5 separate regions of the Homo sapiens genome follow, and all the other regions are linked to region 5. Evidence: chromatin loops called from intact Hi-C (ENCODE). Cell type or tissue: heart right ventricle. All regions are shown on one strand. Each heading gives the region's core, and the rest is flanking DNA. Links, peaks and the distances in the headings are about the cores only.

Region 1 (4,000 bases), core at 1-4,000, 240 kb after region 5:
TTTTGTATTTTTAGTAGAGGCAGGGTTTCACCATGTTGGCCAGGCTGGTCTCGAACTCCTGACCTCAGGTGATCTGCCTGCCTTGGCCTCCCAAAGTGCTGGGATTACAGGCATGAACCACCACACGCCCGGCCTCTGTGGCCTTTTCTAAGAGTATTTGCCTTTAAAACACTATTGCCAGTTGTAAAATGAAACATTTTGCTCCTGTAGAGAAATTCAAGGTAAGCCAAATATAAGGATGTAAGAATATTTTTAAGAAGAATATTCACTCTGAAATCCCATCATAACCCATAACCCTATGCAATGGACCTTCACCTAGTGTGAGGCTGGCTCCATTAGCATCTCATCGTCTGTCACAGGGAAAAAGGTTCTGTGCTATTTTTCATCTCCTGAGTATTCCTGATATAGAACAAGAGCAAGGACTTTAAAAAAATTGAGAACATAAATGACAAAGCATTTCTCTGTTTTCTTCTTTTCTAAAATGTGCACAGTCAGGTCCTTTCCTACCTCCATGTCTTTGCACACACTATTCTCTATGTCAGGAATGCCTCTCTTCCTACACTCCCATCCATCCTGCAAGCGGTACTTCCCACATGAGGCTCTTCCTGGTCTCTCCAGCTGCAATTACTTCTTTTCTTTGTTTGTATCCTGACTACAGCACTTTGCATTTTTGTAATCTATGGTGCACTCAGGCACAACAAAGTCCTGACACTTGTGTCATTTTACAAGGTGTCATAATCACTGCCATCAGATGGGGTTCCTCAGTTTAGATTTTGTGTATATGACACTATCTAAAAGGAGCTCTTTATCTTGGGACTTTATGAAGAAAATAAAAATGTTAGTTGCTTTAAATTATTTTTGAAACAATATGGGGTAAGGATAATTAAATAATAACTGAACCCATGCTATGAAATGAGAACCATGTGGAGTTAGAAGGCAAAATTACTTATAAATAAGGACTTATACATTATATATGGGGAGGATTCTGATGTTTGCTAATTTTCTCCTCACTAAGGAATTAATAAAATGCTCAGTGGTGTGGCCAGCAGAAAGGTTTCTGTTCTGTGCTGGCTTCTTTATTTTTTCCTCTTTGTATCATCCAAGTTCTACTGGCTCTTGGATTCTATGTGTAACTCCTTGTTTTGAACACTTATCTGTACTAAGATGTTGCTTACTTCTATCAGAGCCCTAATGCTTTCTGCAGAAAACACATAGTCCTGGATTTTTCCTTTGCTTTTATGTTCTGCAAAATCACCCTACTTTCCTCTTTCTGTACTTTGCTTTTCTGCAATGATAGGAAGTTCCCCCTCCATATCCTTGTATTACAAGAATAACTTCTTGATTGAGCTTTGAGCTGAAACTAGATTTTTTCTTGGGGTGCTGATATATTTGCTGAGACACCTCCACTTCTTGTTCCTCAGGAGACACTGAGGTGCAGCTGCCAGGGGTGTAACCTCTCTATACCCATGGAGCCCATCCGTTGGTGATATTTGTGTGTGTGTCTTGTCTGGTCTACTAGACTGTACCCTCTTGAAGATGTCAACAGTATCTCATTTGATATGTTTCCTCCAGGGCTCCTAGTAGTGTTGTATAGGGTAGATGCTCATGAAGTGTTTAACGGATTGAATTGTATCAGCTATTACTCTGAGTGCACACAAAGGGGTGCTGCAGCTCTGAAGAGCCTCAATTCACCTCATGGGGTTACATGGAAAAACTGTCAGACTTATTTATGCACCCCAGTTCTCCATGGGTTATGTCAATGTCAATTAATACTAAATTTCTGCAGTGGAGAGAAAACACATTTTCACCTAAAGGCTGATCAGTTCCTTTTCTGCTGTATATCTCAGTGATCATAAAGCAAGGAGACCCCTGGGACTCTATTCTATTTAGGCAAAGGCAGGTGTGCTGGGGAGCTTCGTATTTGTACACAGACACAAAAAGCAGGGCTTATTTTTGCAATTACTTGCAAAGGCTGCCCATGTTTTCCAGCATGTAAATTAGGACTTGAAGGAAAACATCTAATTGCATTTCACTCCAACTAATTGCCAGCTCAAAATTTTAGATTAGTGTGCACACCATACTTAATTTTTTCGTTGCTGTTATTAATAACACGCTTAGCTCTGTAAGAAGAGAAATAACAAGCTGGAATTAAAGACTTGAGGGCTGCCCCACTAAGAAAATGCTTTGGGGAGTGTGGTAAGGAAACGATGAGAAATGTCTCAAAGCCATGGCTGAAATTCCAGACAAAGATTGCCTGGGTAGGGTGCTCCTCTGTTGGTTTGCTGATAAAGGTTAGATAGAGCGGATATAATAGAGATGGTATGTGGAGTCATTGCATGTGTTTTGCCACAAGGAGGGGCCGTGGTTACAACCCTGGACGTGTCCTTAACTTGTATTAAACCAGTAGGCTTTCCTGTTTGAAAAACAAAACCTACTTAAAAGAGATTTTTGTTGTTGTTGTTGTTTGTTTTGTTTCTTTCTTTCTTTCTTTCTTTTTTTTAAAAATGTGCTCACATCCAGAAAGAATGGTATGGTCTTTTATGAGTAACATAAACATACTGTGATATCCTTATGTTACTAAATGCACATTACAAAGCATAACAAAATCATAGTCACACACAAAAAATAAGGACAAGCTACAGTGTTGACTGGAAATAAAAAGGGGGAAGCTTTTTCACATGTTGTTGCGCAAAGGTAACCGGCAGCTTCAGAATTCTCCTGTCTTCTCAGCAAGAGTTATTCTCTAAAGGACATGATGAACTTTTTGTCCTTCCAAACACAGAAGTCAAAAAAATGTATCCTTGAAGCTCAATTTAGCAATAGCAGCTTTGCAAATCTATTTACCATTGGGGAGACTTTATTCAAAGATGGTTAGTTCCTGGGTTTCTCAATGAAGGGGCAGAACGGAGACCAGATGGACTTTGGAAAAGCTTATGAATTAAATAACATGCTTTCATCATACTGTCCCTCTGTGTTTATCCTCTACCATTCTTTAGTGGGCACCTATCTGTGCCAGGCATGGAGCTAGATGCAGCAGCCACCTCAGGGACAAGACTCGGTGAGATCCCCACTGTTCAGGTTCCAGACAAGTGGCAAGCCAATGTTAAAAAAAAAAATAGAGACACAAGCAAATATATTCCTATCAATATTGTTAAGTGCCATGAAGGAAACATATGGGGATTAAGACCACAAAAGTTGCATCTAACTGAAATGGGGAAGGTCTGGGAAAGCCCCTCCCAAGAAATGACTTGTAAGCTGAAAGCCATAGGACAAAGTAGCATTTAGCCAAAGCAGGAGGAATAGATCTTTCCAGACATATGGAAGGACAGGTGTGAAGGGCCTGCAGTTTGACACATTGGAGGGAGTAGAAGACAGCTCATGGGGTTGTTGCTCAGTGAGTGAGGGGAAGAGTGACTGAAATTAGGCTGGGAAGATGGGCAGACGAAGGACCACACAGGGGCTTGTAGACTGTGGTAGAGAGTTTAGATTTTATCCTCAAAGTGATAGAAAGCCTCTGAAGGGTAGAAGAAGGGAAGTGATGAGAATCCATTTAAAGAGATCTCAACTTAGAGAAAAGATGGGAGGGCAGCAAGAATGAAAACCAAGAGACCAGTTGGGAGGAAACTTTCATGGGGTTGGTGAATGTGCTGGTCACTTGCCTGCTTGTTTTCAAATCCATTCTCCACCCTTCTCATACAAAACAAAGTATATTTCCCAAACTCCTCAGCCAATCTGCTTTTGTGTGGGTTGTACTGATAGGAGGCTGTGGAGGGAGATTTGAGAACTAGAAAAAGGGAGAAGCCAGGGTATTTTCCATTGTCCCTCCTTGTTTCTTGGGGCAACCCCAGCAATGCTGGTCCTCTTTGGTGTCAGCTGTTTCCACATAGACCCACTGGATAGTCCCATTGTCTGTGGCCCCAGATCCCGCAGGGCAGTCTTCTACATGGTTTCTATTTCTACCTGGCTTCCTCGGTTCTTGAACTTTAGCAATACCATCTCC
Region 2 (4,000 bases), core at 1-4,000, 1.4 Mb after region 5:
GCAACCTCTTGGGAATATAAAGTCAGGCAAATAAACTTTTAAATACATTAAAAAAATAATGGGTGCTGTTTGCTGGACTCTGGAGTTAAAACTGAGGAGAATTAGAGATTTTTAAGTCAGGGGCAAATAAACAACATTTGGTTTAATTTTTCATTTTTTTAAATAAAATATTATAAATGTTACATAGTTGTTTGCAAATAATAGATTTCCATAACATCTAAATAAATATTAAATATATTAAATAAAAGTATTTCCAGTTTGGAAACCAGGAATCACAATTATAGACTATAGAGACCCCTTACTCAACAGCTTGGGTAAAACTGTAGAAACTCAAAAAAAAAAAAAAAAAAGAAAAAAAAAAACCAACAAATTTTTTTTGAGACAGCTGTGCCCTCTGGAGGTGGCACTTGGGAATTGAGTAAATCTCCCTAAACCAACAACAATGACTTTCCTAAAGAATTGAACACGCACTTGGAAATGCAAAGAAGGCTTAGAAGGTTTCATTCATGATCCTTTCTTTGTGTCAAACCAGTTTTCAATGAATACTAATTTAGAATTTCAATTTAAAAGTGTTCAAATGGGCACAAAACATTTTGGTAGACGGGATTAAAAGCTTGTGTTCAATATCTGGAATACAATGATTAGGAACATGCTGAATATTATGAAAAGAAAGAACAGTGGTTCCAAATCAAATATCCTCAAAACTGCTTTCGGTGAAATGCGTGGAGCTATGGCCTAGCCTCTTCCCATCCCACTTCCCCCAACTCTCAGAGGCAACTGATTTTTTTTGTCCTATCTTTTTAGAATAATTCACCACCTCTGCTTTTTCTATCTGTTTTTTTATACCTGATTCCTAATAAATGGAGCTATATTTCACCATCTAGGGAATATATTATTCCAATGGGAAGAGTAAAAGATAAATATTTCTTGATGGAATTTTAGAGAGAGAAATTAATAAAGTTGGCTTTGTGTGCTCAGAATTTCAATAGGCCAAATAAAAGATAAATAATAGAAATAATTATGCGGGTGGGGGGAGCGAAAAACCTTCCCCAAAGTAGATTTTACTTGATGTTAAAAGCAGAACAAAGCCGCCACTTTTAAAGAAAGAAGGGATCTTCTTGATTGTAAATTTTGCCTTGGATGTGGGCGAATGTTGTGTTTTTAAAGAAATTAGAAGAATTAAGTAAGGGTGCCACACCGGTGGAGAGTCTAATTACTTCGGCATGAAGGAGAATAACCCAAATATCAGTGGGATGCGATTATCTTAAGCAAACAGGTTCCCGGAAGCGCGGGGAGTGCACGGCCTGCGCTGCCAGGCGGGACTGGAACAAAGAAGGTTCGGAACGAAGGAGCGAAGGTTCCGGCTTCCCAGTCATTTGGGCCGCGCTTGCGTCGCAGGCTCTGGCTGATGTCCCAAAGGCAACTTCACGCCCCAAGGCCCCTTCCTCCCTCTTCCCCAAAGGCAAGCGGTGGACCTAGAGTTCCTAGAAAGAGCCTCGCCCTTGCTGGCTTCCCGCTACCTCTGGTTCCAATCCGGGGGGCAATTCTTAACTCAAGTTCTCCTGCTCCTTCTCCCCTAAGTGCGCCGCCGACCCCTGGCTCCTTAAAGAGGCCAAGAGGTCTCCCGAGGAACAAGAGGTCTCAAGGATGACTGCCCTGAAACCCACAGGTGATATCCAGGTCGCACTGAAGTGCCCGCTCAGCACTTCCAAATATGAAAGCAAACATTTAAAGACAGGCAGCTAGTTTGGGGCCGACGTGGTTAGCCCTCGCCCCTCTCCCCCTCCTTGTCCCCCAGGGCCGCGCACCTGCCCCGCACCCCAGCGCGGGTCCGCTCACCTGCGCGTCTGCTCGCGGGGCCGCTGCGCCTCCAACCGAGCGCCGACAGAGGGCGCCCGCGGCGAGCCTCGCCGCCCGCAGCCCGCGCTGCTGTGGGCTTAGGTTCCAGGTGGGGTGCCCGGTAGAGCCAGGGAGATGGCAGTGTGGTCTGATGGGGGAGAGAATCTGGGTTTTGGCTATCGAGGATGAATTATTTAACTGGTCTGAAGCCTCAGGTTCCTCATCAAAGGAAATGGTCATAACACTAATATCTAAGCCACAGTTATCAGTTATGATCGTATATTCATTCATTCATTCATTGGCAAGAAATACACTTTGAGGTCTTCACCGTGTCCCAAGCATAGTGGAGACACAAGGGGTCCCTTAGCAATCAAATTAGACCCAGCTTCTGCCCTTTTGGAAAGTACATTTGAATGGGATTCACCTGGGGTAGCATAAACAGGGCTTGGCATGTGGGTCCTCTTAGCCCACCTCCTAGGACACGCTCAGCCCTCGGAAAATGTTGGTGCTTATTAATTATTATGACGTGCTAGTGTCGACATCAAGTGCTTCCTCCTTCTGCAATACAGGGGTTTAGTTCATTCCTGGTCCCCTAGAGCTGAGCACAGCCTGCTTTACGTTAATAGCTCAATGAGAGTTTGATGAATGAATGATGTGGTTGAATAAGCGCGTACCTTGAATCCCTAGAGGAGGGTGGAAGTAATGGAAGGGACAAAACCTTGCCACCTATAAAGCAAATAGCACTGGGGCTGGAGTGGAACCTTCAAGGTAACTTTCCTTCTGGAAGGGGCCTTGCATCTTTGAAAGACTGGCCACTTTCCCAAGAAAAATGAAACGTCTTTCAGCTAAGAGAGATGCGGACCTGCTCAGGGGCCAATCTCCAGCACAGATCTTCCTCATTAAAAGCTTTCAATGACATTCTCGGTGTTAGCTTCCCCCTTCCCACTTTTTAGGTATGTTTACGGGTTTCCAATGGTTTCAGGAAACCAAAAAGCTTTCCCTTGGAATTCTCCCTCAAAGGAACTGATCAGAGATGACAACTTAAACTACTGAAGGGAGTCGTATCTTTGTAAAAACAGACCCTGGACAAATGGGAATGTTCCTTTCAACTCACTATTAAGTGTTTTAAGGTATTAACTTCTCAAACCGCGTCTGAAGAAAGACAGAGTCTGTCTCCTTTTTCTATCTAGCCCAGCTGAGACTGATTTCTTCTTTAAAATAAATTTTATAAAGACGTATTCGTCTTCCATTGCTATGTAGCAAATTACCACAAATTCAGTTTAAAATACCACATATTAACTATCACACAGTGTTTGTGGATCAGGTATCTGGGCACCAGGTTCTTCTTGCAAGGTGTCACGAAGCTGCACTAAAGGTGTTGGCTAGCTGCATAGTCATCAGGAGGCTACACTAGGTAAATGGGCACTTCTATGGTCCCTCAGGTTATTAGCAGAAGTTATCTCCTTGAGGTTGTATGGCTGAGGTCTCACTGTCTTGCTAGCTGTTGGCCAAGGATTACTCTCCGCTCCAAGAGGCCACTCTGGTCCTTGCCATATGGTCCCTTCTATAGACCCTCTCACACTCCCAATCTCTCTCTCTCTTTTTTTTTTTTTTTTGCTTTTAATGTTTTATTTTATTTTATTTTTTATGTTCCAGGGTACATGTGCAGGATGTGCAGGTTTTTTACATGGTTAAACTTGTGCCATGGTGGTTTGCTGCACCTATCAACCCGTCACCTAGATATAAAGCCCAGCATGCATGAGCTCTTTTCCCTCATGCTCTCCCAATCTCTCTTTTAAAACTCACCTTATTTGATCATCTCCTTTTTGATTAGTTCAATCCAAAATCCACTGATGAGGAACCTAAGCATGGGAGTGGTATCCCATCATATTCATATGGGAGGGGATTACATAGGTGGCTTAGTCATTTCAGACTGCTATAACAAGTGTCATTCATCGGGGGCAAAAGAAACATTTCTTTCTCACAGTTCTGGAGGATGGGAGGTCCAGGATCGAGGTTCCCTAAGGGCCATCCAGTTGGGTTTTTATTGAGGGCCTTCTTCCCGCTTTGCAGAGGGACCTCTTGTCACTGTATCCTCACATGACAGAGGGAGAGATTCTCTCTCTCCGTTCTCTTCTTATAAGGGCCCTAGTCCCATCAT
Region 3 (6,240 bases), core at 495-4,494, 1.8 Mb after region 5:
AGCACCACCGACAAGCTTTCCGTTGTTAGAATAGGCAGCAACTGCAAATACATACTTTTCATTGGTTTCTAAACCTTTCACTTCAAAAACACTTTTACCGTCAGCTGGTATCTATTAAGAAAAATATATTTCAAGTTATACATGAAAAATTAAAATAACATGACTTTTAAAATACAATTAAGTAAACCTTCTATTAAAAAAAAACCTTTTTCTTTCATTGTTGGATTTTAGTTATGATTCAGGTGGAAATTAGAGAGATTCACCAAAACAATGACTTCATTTAAAAATTTAATTATCATTAAAGGCTTCAGTAAGATTTCCTGATGTTTAATTTGACGTACCGCTTCTCCTGAATTTGGGAGATGATTATTGTTTAGCCGTACTTTTCCATAACTTCCTTCTGCTTTGCAACCCAAAATGCAGTACCAGGAGACCTGCCGACGAGAAAAATGAGCCTGTTTAAAAGGCATTCTTTTATATCAATGTAACAAAAAAAATACTTTTCTAAATAAAAATGTAATGATTCAGGTTTTAAAACATGAAATCCAAGTTTACAAATATACTTAGGTTTAATCTTTAAAGAGTAAAAGTAACCTTAGCTAGTTTACTGAGGCAATTAAGACTAAGATATTATTCATTATTAATTATTTTAACCACCATTAATTGAACAGTTCCTACTGCTAAGTACTGTTAGGAAATTTACAGATATTTTCTAATATGCACAACTCTATGAGATGGGATTACTATTGTCATTTTGCTTCACAGGAAATGGAGATGCAGAGATGTTAAATAACTTTGCCTAAGATCAGACAGATAGTGGCAGGGTTGACTCCTAAAATGACTTTGTCTTGATGTAAAAAAAAAGATTAACACTCAAGTGATTTTCATATTTTACATGATAATGTATGACAAAAAAAGCAAGTGGAAAGAGAAGCAAGATACTAAAATATATTATTTTAAATAAAATATAAAAATACATATGAAAAAGCCTAGAAGAAAACACCCCTAAATAAGAACAGCAGTAGGATTTGGATGATAAAATGGTAAGATGATAGGTAAATAATGGGCCAATTTTTTTCTCCAATTTATACATTTTCTGAAACATGATATTACTTTGATAATTTTTATATTTAGTTTAATTTTATATTTTAAATAAAAACATTAGACATAAATCAAACATAAAATATAAATCCCACAGAAACAACAAAATTTAACCTTGATTAAATAGTTAGACAATGATCCTTTCGCCGAGGTGTCAAGATAATGAAGATTCATTATTGGAATGAACTATTCTCCCTACAGAGAAAAAGGGAGCTAGGTGACACCTGACGGGGTAGTATTATGAACAAGCCATACTGCTGAGGGTTATAGGGGTCATGACTGTGTCATTACCTTCTTCCCAGAGGCAACTCCTAAACTACAAGGCAAGCTAGAAAGAAGGAAAAATACAATTGCCTCTAAAAAAAATACAATTGTCTCTAAATACAACTACGTCTTACAGCTTGTGCCTGCTACTCCTTCCTTCAGGTCAACAGAAAAATACTAACTATGTCCAATTGACACAAGTGGTTCTCAACACTGACTGTGCTCCAGAATTACTTCTTTAAAATACAAATTTGTACAGAATGAACCATTTTTGTAAATTACAGATACCCAAGCCTGTCTAGCTTCAATGAATTAGAATTTCTGATGCAAGTTTCCGCATCTTTGTCTTTCCAAAGAACATTTCTCAGGTGACTGTGATATGCACAACTGATTAAAAAGCACTAGTCAAAGGCAGAACAGGACAAAGAGAACACAGAAGGAACCTGAAGCTGGAGAATAGGGTAGAAAAAAAAAATCAGATGAATCTCAGAAAAAAAAAATGCAAAACTAACTTCCTTTGATTTCCCATGCAAAAAGATACTATTTTTCAAAGAAGAAAAAAGGCAGAAAGACTATGTTCTATGATTTATATCACTATTGCTCCAAGTTCTATTATATAAACCAGAATTTGGAGGGTAAAATTCTCTCTAAAAGCATTTTTACAAGCAGGCTTTATATTTTTATTTTGTTCCACAGATGAAGACATATCAGTTTATGTAACTCTAAGAAACAATGTGTAATTAGAATCTACATAAGGGTAGAGACATCATGAACAAATCAGTACTAACTTTAGAACAGTTTATACGTAATATAAATAACATTAGCATTTTCAACTACAAAAGTAGATTTTAATGAAATGAATGCCTCAACAAGAGATTTTGAGAAAACAAAAGATGGCTGAAGCCTCAACCCAGAAAACTTATTTAAGCCCATAGCACCATCTAGTGCTGATGAGAAGGTAACAGATGGTGATAATTTCCTGGAACTCTCTAAATGAACGTAATACACATAAACTTCCTATAACGTCCTCATTGATGAGTCCTAAAACTATAGGCCAAATATGAGACTCTTATATCTTCCTATTTCCAAGAATTATGAAATGAAATAAACTAATCATTAAATTAAAGTACATACAGAATAAGATTTTGGTTAAAGAAACCCAAATATTTGAACAAAAGCAAACAAAAACTCTTAGTAAAGCACGTGGTCTTAGTTCTGCACTAATTTTCCAAAATCAGTGAAGCTCTATTCTTAAACAGATTCCAAAAATCCAAAGTTTAACTTTAAAACCAGTATCAACAGCAGTAATGCATCTGTCATAGCACAGTTAGGTATAAGATGAATGTCACTTCTATTCCCCTCCTCTCACAATTATAAAGCACTATGAAGGTTGTCATCAGTTCTCACTGATGTCCATTTGCCATTCCTGAAGCTGCTCAAAGTATGCAAGCACATTTAATCCATATTTATCTTTATACCTCAATTACCTCGCACAGAGCTTGACAGATTACAGGCACTCAATAAATGCTCATTGGACAGAATCCACAAAAAATATTACCAAATAATGTAATCACAGTCTATCATTTCATTATTTTTTGTTTTTTTAGATAGTATTTCGCTCTGTCTCCCAGGCTGGAATGTCATGGCGTGATCTCGGCTCACTGCAACCTCCACCTCCCAGGTTCAAGCGATTCTCCTGCCTCAGCCTCCTGAGTAGCTGGGATTACAGGTACCTGCCACAACGCCCAGCTAATTTTTTATATTTTTAGTAAAGACAGGGTTTTACCATGTTGGCCAGGATGGTCTCGAACCCCTGACCTCAGGTAATCTGCCTGCCTCAGCCTCCCAAAGTACTGGGATTACAGGCTTGAGCCATCGCGCTTAGCCCATTACTTGTTTTGAGTAAGCTTTACTACTTAACATTTAATACAAGAAGTGGAAAGATATCAGCTAATATGCCAAGAATATTATATATTATCTCATTTAATTTTCACAATAAACACACTTTCCAAATGAAAAAAAAAACTCAGGAAATGTATTTAGCTTTCTTAAGGTCAGACTTCCAGGAAAGGTTGGAGCTAGAATTATAAACCTAAATCTGTCTGACTCCAAAGCCTATGTTCTCTCTACTATACCAAGTTGACATAACTTCAAGCAGAACATCCTAAAGAGAATCAAAGATACAAAGATAAAACTTTATTTTTATGTAACATCAAAGAGCATGTTGTTGATCATCCCAAAGAGGAAAGTGTAGTTTGTAAAATATAAATTAGGTAGAACCAAATTCTTGTGAAGAAACTGAATCTCAAGTTTTAGTCACATATAGGCCAAGTTCTGAGGCATCAGGGATGGGAGAAAAAGCTCACCTTCCAATAAATACACAAAGATGTATGGTTTATAATATGGTTGGAATTGTCCTTTGCTTGTGTTGAAAGAATCTACAGTTACTTGGAAGGACTTTGGGCAGAACCTCTAGACTCATCACCCCTAAATTTTACACACTCTGCTGCCTCATACCATCACTGGCTCTGAAGTAACTTCTACCCTCTTCAAATGTCTGATTCCACTTCAAGTGAGACTTCCATCTTGAGCACACGAGGATGTCAGCATATGGTGTGTCATGGTGACAAGGATACTTACAAGGAGGTGCTTCTCTACTGTTTCTCCTAACAATATATTTGGGTATAGCAATGCAATACAGAGCATATCATAAATATAACAGCATAAGGGGCAACAAGTCATGGAGAAACTAAGTATAGATAAGACATTGGAATATTAATCCAGTGTTCAGTGCTTATGAATAAGACTATCCAGTTCCTAAAAGCAATCAAAGTATGAATCATGGTAGTTATAAAAGTACTTATGTTGCTTTGCATGAGGCAAAAATTTTACTGGACACCATACCTTAACCTCTGAAGTAAATGGAGCAGGTTTGAGTGTCACAGAACAATGAGTTCGAGACAGCAGGATAGGTGGAGGGGGGACTCTGCTTTTCTTTCTTTTTGAACTTTCCAAATATTTCTGATAGGAATATAGGGCATTTTGTTCAGCTTCAATCCTCTGAATTAAGGAATATGCTTCCTATAATGAAATATGAAAATAGAAAAATATATGTCAAGAGCTTGAACTCTATTTACGTTTATAGAATTCTAGTGATGTTAAACAATGTTATATTTTTATATGCAGTTTTTCAAGCCTCAGAGGCTCAAATATATACATATATATTTCAACTATTTAATGATTTTGCAAAAGTAAAAGATGCCTACTAGATAAGGTTAATCATGATCACCAATGGCATTATATTTGTGTATCTTATATGTTTATCATTATTATCATACATGAATATGAGGTAGTACATTTTTAAATTGAACCTTTTGAATATCTACCACATTTCATTTTCCCTAAAAGGTTCATACCATAATCATCTGCATTTATGCTGATGAATTACACAGCTACCCTAATTCAGCTGAAGTGTGACTCTCAAATAATAAGAATATTGGTATATGTGGTTTATGAAATAAATATTATTGAGAGTTTCTTTTTATCAGCAAGAAGAAATAAAATAGAAAAACCATATTCTGTGAAGCTGATGGAAAGGCAACCACTTTTTAAAAAGGTTATATGCAGAGAGATAACACATAAAACAAAAGAGAAATATAAAAATCAGACCTAAATAACATTTCAAAAGTAGGGCTAAATACATAAGCAATAATAATAATGCATGTAAATGGGTTACAATTCCTTTTAAATTAAAAGGCAAAGACTCTCTAACTGAGCTCTAAGTAAAAACCCATGTAAAGATTAAAATTAAAGTGTTGATAAAGAAAGAATAGTCTTTTCTACAAATGGTGCTAGGACAATTGGACATTACATGCAAAAGAATAAAGTTCAACTCCTACTTCACACCATAGGCAAATATTAACTTAAAATGAAATATGCATTCAGATGTAAGAGCTAAGATTATAAAACCCTTAGAAGAAAATATATGACCAAATCTTTGTGACCTTGAGTTACACAATGGTGTTTGGAAGATTCAATGCAATGATGCATTTAAAATGCTTAGTGTTTGGAACAGAGTAAGCAGTCAATAAATGTTAGACATTGATTATGATTATGATTGTGATTACTACTCCTCCTCCTCTTTCTTTCATTTTAAGCACTCTGGAACATTCTGTTTTGCCATATCAGAACTATTATTATTATTACGCTTTCACTTAAAGTGTTCTGGAACACCGAAAGCACACTGACAAAGGAAAAAGTAGATAAGGTGGACTTCATCAAAATCAAAAGCATTTGTGTTTCAAAGGATACCATTAAGAAAGTGAAAAGACAGCCTACAGAATGGGAGAAAATGTTTTCAAATCATGTATCTGATAAAAGACTTGTATTCAGCACTTATATACACTGTTATAACTGAGAATTTTTATAACTCAATAATAAAAAGGAAAATAACTCCTTTTAAATATGGGCAAAGAATGTGAATACACATTTCTCCAGAAAAGACACAAATAGCCAATAAGCACATGAAAAGATGTTCAACGTCATTAGTCATTAGGGATGAAAATACAAAATCAGCAAACTGACTCAAAAAGCAGGAACCTAAACACAGAAATAATAATGTTCAAAGAAACTAGAAATGTTACCCAAAAATTGTTTCATATAAAAGTGTCAGGCTCAAATGAGTTCATAAACAAAATATTTTAAATCTCAAAGAACTGATCATTCCTATGCCATTTTAAATGTTTCCAAATACAGAGAGAAACAGATATCCTCTCAAATAATGTTATAAAACTATTTTAACTTTGATAACCGTCTGAAAAACAACTACACATAAAAACACAGACCAGTCATTTCACAAATACAAATGCAGACACC
Region 4 (4,000 bases), core at 1-4,000, 1.8 Mb after region 5:
TCCTTTTACTTCTTTTCCTCAACCTCTTTATATTGGTATGCCCCAGGGTTCACTCTGTGAACTGCTCCTCTTTTCTGTCTACCCTCATTTCTTATTGATACCACCTAGTCCTATAGTTTTATCACTCTCAAATCCCTCTCCTGCCCAGACCCCTTCCCCAAACTCCAGATTCATACATCTAACTGACTACTCAACAATTCTCTCCATATATACTAAACACCTTACCTCAACATGCCTGGAACTGAACTGATCTCCCACTCCCCCGAACCTCCACCACCCACAGCCTTCCACAACTCAGTTGATGTCAACTCTGTCCTTTCAATTGGTCAGCTAATACCTTAGGGTCATCTTTTATTTTTCTCTTTATGGACTCTTGTTAGCTCCTCCTTCAAAACATGTCCAAACACTGACTACTTCTCACCACATCAGCTACCAGCACACTGGCCAAGCCACCTTCACCTCTCACTGGGTTACAGCAGTGGATGGTGCTGCCACTCTACCCCCTTACGTTCTATTTCCAATGTAGCAGCCAGGGTGAACCTTTAAAAACAGGAGTCACGTTACATCATACCACTACTCCAAACTGTCCAATCGCTGTCCACTTCACTCAAGTCAAAAGCCAAAGTCCCTGTAATGCCCTGGAAGTCTTTTCATGATCTGCTCCCCATCTACCCACTCACACCTTAGCTCTTTGACCTGTCCCTTTTACTCTCCATGGGTCCCTCTGCTCCAGTCACACAAGCTTCCTGCTGTTTACCAAGCATACCAGGTACACTTCTGAAAACCTTAGGGCTTTTGCTCTAGCTGTTCCTTCTGTAAATGCTCTTCCCCCAGAGAGCCATTCCCTCATCTCCTTCAAGTCTCTACTTAAATCTCGCCTTCCTTGATCACCCTATTTAATATTGTAATCTACCTTCCATTCCCCTACTTCACATTTCCAATTCGTTTTACATACTCCACTTGGTTTTTCCATAGCATTCATTATCTTCTGAAATACTAGATAATTTACTTGTTTACTGTGGTCATTGTTTATTACCTATCTCCTACCATGGCATTCTGTTCACGTTGCTTAGAACAGCAGTTCTCAAAGTATGGTCCCTGGGCCTCAGCATCACCCAGGAACTTGTTAGAAATGCAAATTCCCAGACCCAAACTCAGGCCTAGTGAATCATAAACTCTGGCAGTGGCATCCAGCAATCTGCTTAACCAGTACTCCAAGTCATTCCTATGTGCACTCAAGTTTTAGAGTCACTAACCTGGGGCAATGCCTGGCACAGAGTAAGCACTCAAATAATGTGTTGAGTGAATTTAAAAATCCTCTTTTCCTGATAATATCCCTCTACCCACAGAGAAGGACACCCAGCAGTTGTACTAGACTATAACAAGGTTGTTAGAGACTCCCCTGCAAAGCAAGATGGGCCCCCATCCAAAGTGTGGTTCTGATGTTAAGACTGATGACACTCCATACAGCAGGAAAATTTGAGAGAAAGTATATTGCTTACACAAGGGACTTCTTGGGAAAGCTTGGCAGGCACATGACTGTCTGGGCTGGCTTGGGCAAAGCAGAGGGAGAAAGCAGGTTGGGCCTTCATAGGAGTTGAGAGATAGGACTGGGGAAAGTCCATGCTGGCTGTAAGGTTTAAATTTCCTGCTGCCACAAAATAAAAAGGAGAGCTCATAGGCCTTCTTATCATCCTGCCCAGATGTGGGGCCAAAGGCAAAAAGAAGGGTGAGGTTTAAAAACAAGTTGCAGCCAGGCGCTGTGGCTCATGCCTGTAATCCCAGCACCTTGGGAGGCCAATGTGGGCAGATCACCTGAGGTCAGGAGTTCGTGACCAGTCTTAGGTCTGTGAAGTGGGGGAATGGAAGGTAGATTACAATATTAAATAGGGTGATCAAGGAAGGTGAGATTTAAGCAGAGACTTGAAGGAGATGAGGGAATGGCTCTCTGGGGGAAGAGCATTTGCAGAAGGAACAGCTAGAGTAAAAGCCCTAACGTTTTCAAACAACATGATGAAATCCTATCTCTTCTAAAAATACAAAAATTAGCCAGGTATGGTGGCACACGCCTGTAATCCCAGCTACACAGGAGGCTGAGGCAGGAGAATGGCTTGAACACGGGAGGTGGAGGTTGCAGTAAGCTGAGATCGCACCACTGCACTCCAGCCTGGGCAACAGAGTGAGACTCCAACTCAAAGAAAAATAAATAAATAATAAAAAGAAGTCAAAAAAATAAAAACAAGTCACAAGTCAGTTGTCAAACATCGAAAATGAGATCAGCGGCATTCCAGCCTGGGCAACAGAGTAAGATCATTTCAAGAAAAAAAAAAAAAGAGAGAGAGAGAGATCAGACTCTTTATTATACTGGGTGGGCCAATCACATTCTCTTTCCCAGGAATTTGGAGCCACAGTTAGAGGCTAGTCAGCTGATCTCCATTTATAGCTTAAATTGAGGGATATATAAAAACTCAGGAACTGCCACCTTTCCTCCAAAGATGGAGAAGTAATGAAAGCTAATGTTTAGAGAAAAATACAAGAAAGCAGACGCACAGGGTGAACCAGAAGTATGAGACCTAGAGCTGCTTGGACTCTGCTGCATTCCCAGGGCCTAGCTGCATTACCCCAAGCTGAGCTGGTTCCATGACTTGCAATCAGGGTTTTAACTGAAACTATAAGTCAGAATTATCTAAACAAGTATTACTGTCATTGTAATGAGATTGATAAAAAAAAAAAACATATTTCAAAGGATGAAGTGATGACATCTAGCATATAACTTGGCACAAGATAAACATTGACTAAATGATTCATCCATAAATAATAGATGAGTGGAAAGAGTGGTAATCTTCAGTTAGAGGATGAGAGGGAAAAGAAGAGTTAAAACTCTTTTTGTTGTTATTGTTGTTGTTTTTAAGACAGGGTCTCGCTCTGTCACTCAGGCTGAAATGCAGTGGCATAATCTTGGCTCACTGCAACCTCCACCTCCTGGGCCCAAGCAATCCTCCCACCTCAGCCTCCTAAGTAGCTGGGATTACAGGTGCGTGCCACCACATCTGGCTAATTTTTGTATTTTTAATAGAGACAGGGTTTCGCCATGTTGCCCAGGCTGGTCTTGAACTCCTGACCTCAAGCAATCTGCCTCCCTCAGCCTGCCAAAGTGCTGGGATTACAGGCGTGAGCCACTACACTGGGCCTATTTTTTTTTTATTTGAATGAAAAATAAAATAGACAAAAGACAAACCATTATTAATAAAAGGAGTTTTGATTAATAATGGGTTTTAATGAATTCACATACAAAGTGGGAGTCGTGTGAACTTCATTTCCCCTTCACCTGCCACCATCGTGATTGCTGACAAAGCATTCATGTTCCAACATCAAACTCTACTGCCAATACAGATCATGAAGACCTGCTGATTAACACCAACACAGGGAGAGAATAAAAAGAAAATTGATAGAGGAAGAGGTAAAGACAGTGAAAGGGAAGGAAGAGGGTTAAAGAGAAGAGGAGCTCTCTAAGGAGCAGAGGGTCACTTAATAGATTGGAGAGATGCAGGCTCTAGGAGACTTGGCACATGTTAGGTGTCCAATACATGACTTCCTGGAACCTGGACAGAGCAGTCCAAAGGCATGAGCTGGTCCAAGTGTCAGGCTTGACATCTGCTACCTGAGCAACCTTGGGTACATTTCTTAACCTCCCTGAGACACCCTTTTAGGGATACAGTGGGTTTGGCAGAGGAAGGATTAAATTAATCTGTTCCTTCAACTATAAAAGAAAAGTAATCATACTACCTCATGGAGTTATTATAATAAGTGGAATAATAAATTTTAAATGCCTGGTACACAGTAGTTCTTAAATAAACGATATTCCTCCTTTTCTTATCTCAGTAAGCCATTGTGCCCACTCACTACTTGATTTGGTAGTTCAACAATTCACTCAAATATGGCATTTTGTCTTACATCCATTTTACAGATAGGAAAATTGAGACCAATTTGCCTAAAATCA
Region 5 (4,000 bases), core at 1-4,000:
AGGAAGAAAGTAGACCAAATTAAACAAAAAGCAAAAGAAAAATGGGGATCTCTTTGAAGCCAAATAAGAACTTGGGCAGCTTGTAACTGTGATCACCCCTACAGCCAGAAAGCCTCACGAAAATGGCAGAAGCTCTGTTTAGGGGACCACAGGCCTGTGTCAAAACAGACAGAAATGGTTTCTGTTGAAATTATATATCAGTGCTACAGTAAGGATGCCTGCCTCCCTTCCTCCCTTCCTCCCTTCCTCCCTCCCATTTCTTGTCTGTTATATGATGGGCATGGTGCTAAGAAAATGTAGGAGTTCACAACCCAAAGTGGGGAGAGGTCTTTAAACCTGCCGCCACGACACAAGGCAGAAATAGCTGGAATGGGAGTTGAGGGTTCTAGGTGCAGCTGGACACCAAGGAAGGGGCTCCCAAGACTGATGGTGGCAGTTGAGGAGTTGTTCCTTTCATTTCGGCCTGTTTATTAAGGTTTGAGTTCATATTTTGTTTGCACATGTTTGTTTATTTCTGTATTTACTTTTTGAGATGGAGTCTCACTGTGTCGTTCAGGCTGGAGTGCAGTGGCGTGATCTCGGCTCACTGCAAACTCTGCCTCCCGGGTTCAAGCGATTCTCCTGCCTCAGCCTCTCGAGCAGCTGGGATTACAGGCGTGCACCACCATGCCCGACTAATTTTTGTATTTTTAGTAGAGATGGGGTTTCACCATGTTGCCCAGGCTGGTCTCAAACTTCTGACCTCAGGTGATCCGCCTGCCTTGGCCTCCCAAAGTGCTGGGATTATAGGCATGAGCCACCGCTCCTGGCCTGTATTTGTTTATTCAGTATTTATTTGTAAAGTATTAGAAACTGGCTTTATACTGTAGACCTGGTGGACGATATCTGACCTTCATTTAGCCAGAACATACACGGACACCTGACTTTTTTGAGATCTTTTCTGACAAAACTCTCTCCTTGGTGCAAGATGCAGAGAGGATGCTTCCCTTTGGCCTAAAGTATACAGTGCTTGCATGGGTTTAGGAACAGTTCACCAAACCCTGGTCTTTGTCCCAACATACCCCTGTTCATTTTATGCTAATTCAATTCCCTTCACTTTACTCCAACTCAATTACATTTTTTTTTTGAGATGGAGTCTGGCTCTGTAGCTCAGGCTGGAGTGCGGTGGTGCGATCTCGGCTCACTGCAACCTCCGCCTCCCAGGTTCAGGAGAGTCTCCCACCTCAGCCTCCCGAGTAGCTGGGACTACAGGCGTGCGCCATCACACCCGGCTAATTTTTTTGTATTTTTAGTAGAGACGAGGTTTCACCATGTTGCCAGGCTGGTCTTGAACTCCTGACCTCAGATGATCCGCCCGCCTCGCCCTCCCGAAGTGTTGGTATTACAAGCGTGAGCCACCACGCCCGGCACAATTACATTTAATTCAACTCAATTTGGTTCAGAATATTTCCGAGCATTTGCAAGGCGCTTCAGGTCCAAGGACAACCAAAGCGCGGATCAGTTTCCTGGTTCTGACAGTCTCCATTGTGGCCACTGGGTGGCAGTGTGTCACACGGAATGTTCATTCCGCGGGACTGCCGAGTGGCTCCTCCCCAAGGCCTAAGGCTCAGAGATTGTTGCCTCTTACTTGGATTTATTTAATGTACACTTTCAAATTGAAGCGACAGCTGGTATTATAGCCGTGCGTGTGCAGTATATGTGCTTAATTATACTGTGGAATTAAATTCAAAAGGGTGAGAATGTGGTTACATGTGTATGTTTCCAAAGCCGGTTCGAGTTCGCAGCTTCTGCCTGGGGCTCAGTCAGGGATGAGGAAAGTGGAGAGGAAGCCGAGGGAAGCCTCAGACCGAGCGGCAGGTGGCATCAAAAGGAAACTCTGCAAATTTGGCTTCCTGGGCCACTGACAGCCACAGCCCCGAGGTTCCCTTCCCTGCCTACCTGCTGCCTGAGGGTTTTTCTGGAACGGTCAGATTTTTATTATTTGTTTTTTCCAGTATCATGGGCATAAAATGGTATCTAAATGTGATTTCAATTTTGTGTTTCTATTTTACCTGTGAGGCTGAACATCTTTCCACAAGTTCATTGGCCATTCCTCGTGGAGTAAATGATGGTCTCATTTTTATCTGCTCAGATTTCAAGGTACCCATTGTTAGTTTTTTTTTTTTTTTTAAACAGATGTTCTCACATAACAAAGCCTGTCCGTGGTATTTTTCATACCAGCTAAGATGCTTTTGGCCTCAAGTTACAAAACACACAACTAACAATAGCTTAAATAACAAAGATGGCCAGGCTCGGTGGCTCATGCCTGTAATCCCAGAACTTTGGGAGGCCAAGGCGGGTGGATCACCTGAGGTCAGGAGTTTGAGACCAGCCTGGCCAACATGGTGAAACCCTGTTTCTACTAAAAATACAAAAAAATTAGCCGGGTGTGGTGGCGCGTGCCTGTAATCTCAGCTACTCGGGAGGCTGAGGTGGGAGAATCGCTTGAACCTGGGAGGCGGGGGTTGCAGTGAGCTGATATTGCGCCACTGCATTTCAGGCTGGGCCACAGAGCAACATTCCGTCTCAAAACCATAAACAGAAACAAAACAAATAAACCCCCCAAAGCCCCCAAACAACAACAACAAAAAACAAAGACATAGAATCATCTCATAAAATAAGAATCATGGCTGTAGGTGGTTCCGGGGTAGATTTAGAGGTGGATGTAGACCCGGCTGTCCCTGTCTTTTTTTTTTCACCATCCTCAATATGTTGGCCAGATCTCTTCTGGTGGTCCCAAGACCCCTGTTGCACTTCCAAGGAGCATGTTCTTATTCTACATAAGTAGGAAGCAGGAAGGAGGATGGCAGGAGCCAAAACTGAACCTTTGCCTTCTGTTGTTCTTTGACTAGGGATCACATTCTTTCTTAGAATCCTCTTGAAGTCTTGCCCTATATCTCATAAGCCAGAATTGGTCACATGCCTTTATTAGATGAATTGTTGGCAACCACAACAATCTACCTCATGGGGCTGTACTGCACACCTAAGCTGGACGTTGCTGATGGAATGAGGCATTATAGATCCAGAGAGAAGGAAGGTGTATTAGATTTTAATTTATAATAACCCATCCAAGACCCAGGGTCTTAGACTGACAGATCCCAATACAAAGGTCAACATCTTGGAGGATTTCTAAAATTAGATTCTTGTTTACTCCTAAAATGAAGCTGTGTTCTTCCCTCTGGGGCTGCATGAGGTTAAGGGGCTCTCAAAAGGTGGCAGAAAAAACATTACTTGGAGATTTCACATTTCTGCATAGGAATTTACTAGGCTCTGATGTGTGTGTTTTAAAATTAAAACTAAGTCTTAGTGTAAGGTTTAGGCCAGTCTCAGTTCATCCATGGGAGCTGGGCAGATTGCTGCCCAAACAAAATCCAGTGGCATGTACAAAGGGGGAAATGGCTGTGGGTAGGCAGCCAGCTGTGCCTCCCTCTCCCCAAATCAAAAACAATCGGATAATTAGTCCTCTGTCCCACTGTTTCCCCCATGGCCTGCTTCACAGCTCTCTCCCTTGGACTTCCCTCCACCACTCTTCTTTGGTGGGTCACTTTTCTAAAAACCCTGTCTTCCTCTTTTTGCTTTCTCTCTCTCCTTTTGCAAAAGCCTAATCCTTCAGTAACTTCCTAAGAGATAATGCATAGGAGATACAAGCTGAACCTTGCTTGTGTGAGAATGTCAGTATTCTATCCTCACGTTAGACTCATCATTTGGTTGGAATAGAATGCTAGGCTTCAAATAATTTTTTTTTTTTTTTTGAGACCAAGTCTCACTCTGCTGCCCAGGCTAGAGTGCAATGGCACGATCTTGGCTCACTGCAACCTCTGCCTCCTGGGTTCAAGTGATTCTCCTGCCTCAGCCTCCCAAGTAGCTGGGACTACAGACATGTGCCATCATGCCTGGCTAATTTTTGCACTTTTTTTTTTTTTTTTTGAGATGGAGTCTCGCTCTGTCCCCCAGGCTGGAG

The links. Hi-C counts contacts between places; a loop is a spot of excess contacts. Peaks named below come from ENCODE experiments on the same cell type or tissue, not always from the same donor. Only the 100,000 strongest peaks of a DNase experiment are listed, where the experiment ranks them.
Region 1: it touches region 5 in a loop (3-fold over the local background); 2 of 110 quality-filtered maps call a loop at or near these places.
Region 2: a loop joins it to region 5, with 8 times the contacts of the local background. A loop is called at or near these places in 41 of 110 quality-filtered maps.
Region 3: a loop joins it to region 5, with 13 times the contacts of the local background. A loop is called at or near these places in 49 of 110 quality-filtered maps.
Region 4: a loop joins it to region 5, with 5 times the contacts of the local background. A loop is called at or near these places in 49 of 110 quality-filtered maps.

Annotation. Positions count from the first base shown.
Region 1 is chr12:98,153,392-98,157,391 of GRCh38, reverse strand. No RefSeq gene overlaps it. Among named protein-coding and RNA genes, the nearest start is that of MIR4303, 160 kb to the right of the region's middle. In heart right ventricle, for the core only: a CTCF peak has its summit at 2,357 (motif pointing right); no DNase peak of the experiment used is centred there.
Region 2 is chr12:96,983,534-96,987,533 of GRCh38, reverse strand. No RefSeq gene overlaps it. Among named protein-coding and RNA genes, the nearest start is that of NEDD1, 78 kb to the right of the region's middle. RefSeq lists a silencer at 1,765-1,984. In heart right ventricle, for the core only: CTCF peaks have their summits at 400 (motif pointing left), 1,680 and 1,881 (motif pointing right); a DNase peak (open chromatin) is centred at 1,870; H3K4me3 peaks cover 835 bases; H3K27me3 peaks cover 1,812 bases.
Region 3 is chr12:96,574,791-96,581,030 of GRCh38, reverse strand. CFAP54 (cilia and flagella associated protein 54) reads right to left here. Exons shown (of 68, transcript NM_001306084.2): 20 at 4,270-4,446; 21 at 342-434; 22 at 1-111. Among named protein-coding and RNA genes, the nearest start is that of CFAP54, 88 kb to the right of the region's middle. In heart right ventricle, for the core only: a CTCF peak has its summit at 2,320 (motif pointing left); no DNase peak of the experiment used is centred there.
Region 4 is chr12:96,583,373-96,587,372 of GRCh38, reverse strand. All of the region lies in intron 22 of CFAP54 (cilia and flagella associated protein 54), which reads right to left. Among named protein-coding and RNA genes, the nearest start is that of CFAP54, 96 kb to the right of the region's middle. In heart right ventricle, for the core only: no CTCF peak of the experiment used is centred there; no DNase peak of the experiment used is centred there.
Region 5 is chr12:98,395,240-98,399,239 of GRCh38, reverse strand. No RefSeq gene overlaps it. Among named protein-coding and RNA genes, the nearest start is that of TRD-GTC1-1, 110 kb to the left of the region's middle. RefSeq lists an enhancer at 1-388. In heart right ventricle, for the core only: a CTCF peak has its summit at 1,531 (motif pointing right); a DNase peak (open chromatin) is centred at 1,539; H3K4me3 peaks cover 954 bases; H3K27ac peaks cover 556 bases.